Regions from separate parts of the Homo sapiens genome. Here region 1 is linked to region 2. A link is an interaction called in ENCODE POLR2A ChIA-PET data of the cell type or tissue named here. Cell type or tissue: PC-9. All regions are shown on one strand. Each heading gives the region's core, and the rest is flanking DNA. Links, peaks and the distances in the headings are about the cores only.

The links. ChIA-PET counts read pairs that join two places held together with the same protein. Peaks named below come from ENCODE experiments on the same cell type or tissue, not always from the same donor. Only the 100,000 strongest peaks of a DNase experiment are listed, where the experiment ranks them.
Region 1: POLR2A ChIA-PET joins it to region 2 with 5 read pairs; 2 of 35 experiments call an interaction of 5 or more read pairs at or near these places.

The regions. Positions count from the first base shown.
Region 1 is chr7:77,554,898-77,559,300 of GRCh38, reverse strand. All of the region lies in intron 1 of PTPN12 (protein tyrosine phosphatase non-receptor type 12), which reads right to left. Among named protein-coding and RNA genes, the nearest start is that of PTPN12, 20 kb to the right of the region's middle. RefSeq lists an enhancer at 2,491-3,105. In PC-9, for the core only: no CTCF peak of the experiment used is centred there; no DNase peak of the experiment used is centred there; H3K27ac peaks cover 552 bases.
Region 2 is chr7:77,387,204-77,391,606 of GRCh38, reverse strand. GSAP (gamma-secretase activating protein) reads left to right here. Exons shown (of 31, transcript NM_017439.4): 6 at 4,159-4,247. Among named protein-coding and RNA genes, the nearest start is that of GSAP, 27 kb to the left of the region's middle. In PC-9, for the core only: no CTCF peak of the experiment used is centred there; no DNase peak of the experiment used is centred there.

The DNA of each region.
Region 1 (4,403 bases), core at 276-4,275, 170 kb before region 2:
AAGAAAAAGGCACAAGAGGCAAAGTCCAGAAGAAACTAGGCACAAGCTTTCAAAAATCCTCTTCTAATGAAATTACACACGATCCTCTAATTCCTGCAGAAATAAGTTGTGACAACATGTGTGAAACGTTGTCCACAAGGGAAGCGCATTAGAAATAAAGTGCCCAAGGCTTTTATTGGAGGCTGGTTACACAGGCACTCTGCCTAAGAATATACCAAAATTCCAGACTCCCAGAAAAAAAGTAGATGTTCAACATAAACCATATTATTTTTTATTTTTGTTTTTCAGAGAGAGAGTCTTGTTCTGCTACCCATGCTGGAGTGCAGTGGCATGATTAAGGCTCACTGCAACTTTGAACTACTGGACTCAAGTTATCTGCCTGCCTCAGCTTCCCAAAGTAGCTAAGACTACACAGGTGCACACCATGACATCTGGCTAATTTTTAAAAATGTTTTGTAGAGATGAGGTCTTACTATGTGGCCCAAGCTGGCCTCAAGGAATCCTCCTGCCTCGGCCTCCCAAAGCACTGAGATTACACAATTGAGCCACTGGGCCCAGCTCATAAACCACATTGTTTGTACAGTTTGGGCACAGTGAACCACTCTTATCAGGGGATAATGGAAATTCTCCCAAAAGTCTAAGTTCCCAGACACCAGCCAAGGGATAACATTGTAAGCAGGCCTTTCTAAGGATAGTAGTCTTAGGCCTGCTATGTTACTCTTTTCTGCATACAGGTATAAAATGAAAAAGCCAAACTCTCTCCCCTCCACATCTGTTTCCTTTTAGGTAACCAGTTATGCAAAGTCTCCTTACTAATAGCTATTTTAGGTTGTTTCACAAAAATTGTTGCATACTTGGACATACTATTTTATGCACATATGCAAGTATTTTTACGGAAAGATCCCTAAAGTTGACATGCTGGATCAAAGAGTATGTACATTTATCAATTCTATTAGAAGTGGCCAAACTGCCTTCCAAAACAGGCTTCACCAGTTTACCCTCCCCTTAATGGACCTAGAAACACTAGTTTTCTATATCCTTACCATTTTCTTTTTCTTTCTTTTTTCTTTTTCTTTTTTTTTTTTTTTTTGAGATGGAGTCTTGCTCTATTGCCCAGGCTGGAGTGCAGTGGCGTGATCTTGGCTGACTGCAACCTCCACCTCATGGGTTCAAGCGATTCTCCTGCCTCAGCCTCCCGAATAGCTGGGATTACACGCGCCCACCACCAGGCCCAGCTAATTTTTCTATTTTTAGTAGAGATGGGGTTTCGCCATGTTGGCCAGGCTGGTCTCGAACTTCTGAGCTCACGTGATCTGCCCGCCTCAGCCTCCCAAAGTGCTAGAATTACAGGTGTGAGCCACCACGCCCGGCCGCTATTCTCAATTTCTGAATTATTACGAATTTTTGAGTTTTTATCAAATTTGGTAGCTACTCCCCCAACAGTTAATGATGATTAACTTCAATTTTTCTGATTATTGGAGAGGTTGATTATTTTTTTCCTGTGTTCAGCACTTATTTGCATTTGTCTTCTGGTAATTATCATACCATACGCCCATGTTTCTACTGAAATGTTCTTTTAATTGATATATAGAAGCTCATCTTAAAAATCCTTTCTATAAAGCCTTGTATGACCCTTCTAACAGTATGTGACTTTTTCCTTTTAAGAGTCCTAATTGCACAGTGTGAATGTATCTAATGCCACAGAACTGTACACTTAAATGATAAATGTTTTGTATTAATACATTTTATCACAATAAAAAAATGCAAAAAAAAATCTGTCACTCAATCTTAAGAGCAAGTAAAAAGCTAAACAAACTGAAAAATCAACAACTTTTCTTAGATCTGTAAGAGAAGTTAAGTCACAGGTCAAACAGCTGCCCCCAAACTGGAGAGACAGAAGGTGAATACGGAGAATCACGAGTAATCAGAGCAGAAACACTCACACAGCAAACTTCCATAAGAAACCTGAACTGTAATTGATGAACTGCTAGAGGCTCAGTGTGAACAACTATGAGGGTTAAAATCTCCAGGGGAGGCTGGATGCAGTGGCTCATACTTGTAATCCAAGTACTCTGGGAGGTGGAAGCGGGAGGACCTCTTGAGCCCAGGGGTTCGAGACCAGCCTAGGCAAACACAGTGAGACCCCACCTCTACAAAAAATTTAAAAATAGATAAGTGTGGTTGCATACATCTGTAGTCCCAGCTACTAGGGAGGCTGAGGTGGGAGGATCACATGAGGCCACGAGGTTGAGGCTGCAGTGTGCCAAGGCTGTGCCGTTGCACTCCAGCCTGGACAACAGCGAGACCGCTCTAAAAAAAAAACAAACAAAAACAAACAAACAAACAAAAACTCCTGGTGTACCCAATCCAAAGGGGACCCCACATTTTTGTTTTACCTCCAGGAGCTCTACCAGGTTCTCATAGTAAGTATTAGAGAAAATCCCTTTTTTTGTATTTTTATTTTTTATTTTTGAGATGGAGTCTTGCTCTGTCACCAGGCTGGAGTGCAGTGGTGCGGTCTCGGATCACTGCAACCTCCACCTCCCGGGTTCAAGTGATTCTCCTGCCTCAGCCTCCCGAGTAGCTGGGACTACAGGAACACTCAGCTAATTTTTATTAGAGACGGGGTTTCACCATGTTGGCCAGGATGGTCTCTATCTCTTGACCTTGTGATCCACCAGCCTCAGCCTCCCAAAGTGCTGGGATTACAGGTGTGAGCCACTGTGCCTGGCCGAATATTCCATTCTTCTTAACAAGGTCTGCCCTGCGGAGAAATGATTTAACCTGAGCCTAACCTGCTGGGGTTTTAACAGAGCCTTATTTACATGAGGTAAGGGAAATACCCAACTACAGGTCATTCAAGCCATCCTGGGGGTGAGGCGCTGAGAAACAGGATATAGTTCAAAATCCATAAACAAGCTCACTAAAAGACTGAGACCTTGGCTCTGGGTGGCTCATGCCTGTAATCCCAGCACTTTGGGAGGCAGAGGTAGGCAGGTCTCTTCAGCCCAGGAGTTCGAGACCAGCCTGGGCAACATGACGAAACCCCTTCTCTACAAAAAAATATGAAAACTTAGCCAGGCATGTTCACACATGCCTGTGATCCCAGCTACTGGGGAGGCTGAGGTGGGAGGATTGCTTGAGCCCAGGAGGCGGAGGTTGCAGTTAGCTATGATTGTATCACTGCACTCCAGCCTGGGAGACAAAGCAAAACCCTGTTTCACACAAACAAACAAACAAACAAACAAACACCCTATGATTAATATCCTAAGAACTCTAACAGATAAAGTAGACAGTATGCCAGAATAGATGGGCAATCAATATAAGCAAAGAGACAGAAATTCAAAGAAATAACCAAAAAGAAACACTAGAGATTTTTTTTTTTTGAGACGGAGTCTCGCCCTGTCGCCCAGGCTGGAGTGCAATGGTGTGATCTCGGCTCACTGCAAGCTCCGCCTCCTGGGTTCACGACATTCTCCTGCCTCAGCCTCCCCAGTAGCTGGGACTACAGGCGCCCACCACCACGCCCAGCTAATTTTTTTGTATTTTTAGTAGAGATGGGGTTTCACCGTGTTAGCCAGGATGGTCTCGATCTCATGACCTCACGATCCACCCACCTCTGCCTCCCAAAGTCCTGGGATTACAGGCGTGAGCCACCGTGCCCGGCCTAAGAAACGCTAGAGATTTTTTTAAAAAACTGTAACAAAAATGAAGAATGTTGTTGGTGGGCTTACTAGTAGACTAGACATGGCTGAGGAAAGAATCTCTCAACTTGAGGATATCTCAATAAAAGCTTCCAAAACTGAAAAGAGATTAAAAAGACTAGAAAAAAACTGAAACAACAGAATGGAATATGCAAAAACTGTGGGGACAACTACAAGAGATGTAAATATGCATAAGGGTAATAACAGAAAGAGAAGAAGGGAACAGAAGAAATATTTGAAATAATGATTGAAAATTTCCCCAAATTAATGTCAGAAACCAAACCACAGATCCAAGCAGCTCAGAGAACACTGATCAGAATAAATGCCAGAAATAACTTATGTAGGCATATCACTTTCAAACTACAAAAAAAAAAAAAAGATAAACAAATCGTTTAAAAAGCCAGAGGAAAAAAAATCATCTTACCTAAAGAGGAGCAAGTATAATAAGAATTACATCTGACTCTGTTTCAGAAACTAGGCAAGCAAGAAGAGAGTGACAAAATATCATATTGAGAAGAAAAAACCCACCAACTTAGAATCCTGAACCTTGCAAAATTATCCTTCAAAAACCAAAGAGAAATAAAAACTTTCTCAACAAACAAAAATTAAGGCTGGGCAAGGTGGTTCATGCCTGTAGTCCTAATGCTTTGGGAGGCTGAGGTGGGTGGATGGTTTGAGCCCAGGAGTTCAAGACCAACC
Region 2 (4,403 bases), core at 274-4,273:
AATGATCTTCCTGCCTTGGCCTCCAAAAGTGTTGGGATTACAGGCGTGAGCACCTTGCCCTGCATGTTTTATTATGTTTAATAATGAGGCATTGAGGCCTAGGAAAGCTTGGTGATTTGCTGTGAAGTAAATACCAGGATAATGGCAGAACTGAAACTAGAACTGATGTCTCTAGAATCTTAATTCACGATGCTTCCTTTTTCACTGTGAAAGCACATGGTATGTTATTGAGAGAAATTACTATTTGCAAAGGTTGGCTCTTATTATGCTAGTAGTATTAGTCAAATGTCTGGGTTGTACTTGAGAAGGGAAAAATTAGTGTAGAAAGGTGTTTTCTGCCTTCAAAGATCTTCCCATTTTAAAGGTAAGAAAATCTTGCTGATAGCTGGCTGTCTCCTTTGGGTACAAATTCCTGCTTAAAAAAAAAAGCCAAATATATGGTTATTCTTTTTCTTTTTCTTTTTTTTTTTTTTTTTTTTTTGAGACGGAGCCTCATCTGTTGCCCACGCTGGAGTGCAGTGGTGTGATCTCAGCTCACTGCAACCTCTGCTTCCTGGGTTCAAGTGATTGTCCTGCCTCAGCCTCCCGAGTAGCTACAGATGAGTGCCACCACACCCGGCTAATTTTTTTTTTTTTTTTTTTTTTTTTTTTTTTTTTTTTAGACGGAGTCTCGCTCTGTCACCAGGCTGGAGTGCAGTGGCGCAACCTTGGCTCACTGCAACTTCCGCCTCCTGGTTTCAAGCGAGTCTCCTGCCTTAGCCTCCCGGGTAGCTGGGACTACAGGCGTGTGCCACCATGCCCAGCTATTTTTTTTTTGTAATTGATTTGTATTTTTTTATTTTTTATTTTTATTATTATACTTCAAGTTTTAGGGTACATGTGCACAACGTGCAGGTTTGTTACATATGTATACATGTGCCACGATGGTGTGCTGCACCCATTAACTCGTCATTTAGCTTAGGTATATACCAATGGAACAGAACAGAGCCCTCAGATATAATGCTGCATATCTACAACTATCTGATCTTTGACAAACCTGACAAAAAGAAGAAATGGGTAAAGGATTCCCTATTTAATAAATGGTGCTGGGAAAACTGGCTGGCCATATGTAGAAAGCTGAAACTGGATCCCTTCCTTACACCTTATACAAAAATTAATTCAAGATGGATTAAAGACTTAAATGTAAGACCTAAAACCATAAAAACCCTAGAAGAAAACCTAGGCAATACCATTCAGGACATAGGCATGGGCAAGGACTTCATGTCTAAAACACCAAAAGCAATGGCAACAAAAGCCAAAATTGACAAATGGGATCTAATTAAACTAAAGAGCTTCTGCACAGCAAAAGAAACCACCATCAGAGTGAACAGGCAACCTACAGAATGGGAGAAAATTTTCGCAACCTACTCATCTGACAAAGGGCTAATATCCAGAATCTACAATGAACTCAAACAAATTTACAAGAGAAAACAAACAACCCCATCAAAAAGTGGGCGAAGGATATGAACAGACACTTTCTCAAAAGAAGACATTTATTCAGCCAAAAAACACATGAAAAAATGCTCATGATCACTGGCCATCAGAGACATGCAAATCAAAACCACAATGAGATACTATCTCACACCAGTTAGAATGGCAATCATTAAAAAGTCAGGAAACAACAGGTGCTGGAGAGGATGTGGAGAAATAGGAACACTTTCACACTGTTGGTGGGACTGTAAACTAGTTCAACCATTGTGGAAGACAGTGTGGTGATTCCTCAAGGATCTAGAACTAGAAATACCATTTGACCCAGCCATCCCATTACTGGGTATATACCCAAAGGATTATAAATCATGCTGCTATAAAGACACATGCACACATACATTTATTGTGGCACTATTCACAATAGCAAAGACTTGGAACCAACCCAAATGTCCAACAATGATAGACTGGATTAAGAAAATGTGGCACATATACACCATGGAATACTATGCAGCCATAAAAAATGATGAGTTCATGTCCTTTGTAGGGACATGGATGAAGCTGGAAACCATCATTCTCAGCAAACTATCCCAAGGACAAAAAACCAAACACCGCGTGTTCTCACTCATAGGTGGGAATCGAACAATGAGAACACATGGACATAGGAAGGGGAACATTACACATCGGGGACTGTTGGGTGGGGAGGGGGGGAGGGATAGCGTTGGGAGATATACCTAATGCTAAATGACGCGTTTTTTTTTTTATTTTTGTAGAGACGGCATTTCACTATGTTAACCAGGATGGAAACAAAAAACAAAACAAAACAAACAAACAAAAAATATATATATATATACACACACACATACTTTTAGGTCAAAAAAATATATATATATACACACACACATACATACACACACGCATACTTTTAGGTCAAAAAAATGTCAGTTCGTGCTATTTAATATACTAATTTAGTCATACACATTTAAGATAACAATAAGAAAAATTCATTTTCCCCCCCACATACTCACCTCTCAACAGAGCATTTCTATTCTATTTTTCTTCACAAATATCTTTGACACCAATGTCTTTCTTATTCCTGGAGCCATTTTTTGAGTCATCAAGTAGATTCCCAAAGTAACTCATCCATACCCTTGGTTGTAAGATCCTGTCACTAGGATTTTCATCCTAAGCCACAAGCACCCATTTACCAAACATTGGATTTCCATTTGTTCTGTAGTATGTATATTATATGATTCAATATAATAACTCACTTACTGTCTTTTTCAAGTAATATTTAAAAGGCATGTTTATAGATAGATCCAGACCTTCCAGTTGTTAGGACATAGCTCAGAAATTGTTTTACGTTCTTTGCTTTTTTCAAAAAATAAAGCAGTGCTCTCAGGTTGCTTTCTTAAATATTGAAAACTAACACTGATTAAATTCCACGCTTCTGTGCCATCCCCAAATTTTGTATATTATTTTTCACAGTGAAGTCACTGAGAGACACTGGATCATATTAGAGTCTCAATAAAAGCTCAAATATAAGGCCAGTCCTTCTTTTCTACGGTGTAATCTTGGGGGAAGGGGAACCTTGACCTAAATTTAGATATCTTTGGTAACTCCATGCGGGGAAGCCTGTGTCCATGGACTTCCTCCTGATTGCTGTATTTTATGGCATTTGCTCAGATGTGACACTGAAGAAGTAAGTGGGTCATTATCAGTGCTATACCACTGTCCCTGAGGGAAACCCAGCCTGTGTCCTAATGATAGATACTGTCAGCCTTAACATGTTCATGTATCAGAAATCTTTTTATTTTCCTACACAAACAATATTTGCCATTGTGCTGCCGAATTGGAGTGACAGAGAATCGCACTGTGTTTGTTTAGACTTAAAAGCCTAGAGGGCTTGTGGAGCTATGCTAAAAATGGCATGGAGTGAGTACAAACAACTTCTTCACTCCGTGCACATTGATTTCTCCCTTGAGATCTTTTCTGTGTCTCTGTTGAATTTGTAGAAATGTCAAAGTCAAACTTTAAAGTCAAACTTTAAGAAAATCACCTTTTTTTCCCCCTGGTAGAATAGCTAATACAATAGTTAGCATATTTATATTTTCAGAAAGTTCAGACATGTCTGCTTTTGCAAATCATAGAATTGTGATAATTGGGAAAAATGATATCCATTAGAAACCCGTTAGGCCCTCTTATATGTTGCTGGTGAGAGTGCAAAGTAATATACAGTGATCTTTGAATTCAGAAGCCACTTGTGTTTTAAATGTGATGCTTTTCTGTAAATGCAGAATTCTTATAATCTGAAATTTGTCTCCCTTGTATCTACTGTTGTTTCCAGGGCTGTTCAAAGACTTCCCTTTTCACATTTGCATTTCTTGAGTATCCTGTGGTTTTCATAATAAAATGCAGCTTCTTCAGGGCTCCTGAGGGTGTGGAAGGCAGGTCCTTTGCTGGGCTGATTGCTCTTTTGGGGTCCTGGAGCCGCTACACATCCTAGAGAGTAGAACTGGGAACAGATTTACAGTTTCAGTCTCCTCACAGGACTCTAGGATGGTGGTAGAATTGTTTTATTAGTTTATAGTCACTGTAGTAGGATTTACCGGAAATTGTTCTTACTCCTTGCTTTGGAAAAAATAATGTGTGATATTACAATCTTCGTTACTAAAAGCCTTCTTTTCTCTGTAGGATCAAAGTGCTTGACTTTGTTGGTTGAAATCCACCCTGTTAACAATGTGAAGGTTCTAAAGGCTGTGGATAGCTATATTTGGGTTCAGGTAAGTAAGCATGCCATTTATCACTTATCTCATTAATCAAAAGGCATGCAGCCTAGAAGAATTGGGGTTTACAAAGTACTTTCACTCTATCATATTTAATCCTCAGAACAGTCTTGTAGACTACTATGGCTGGAAGTATCCGCTCTTTGTTTGCAA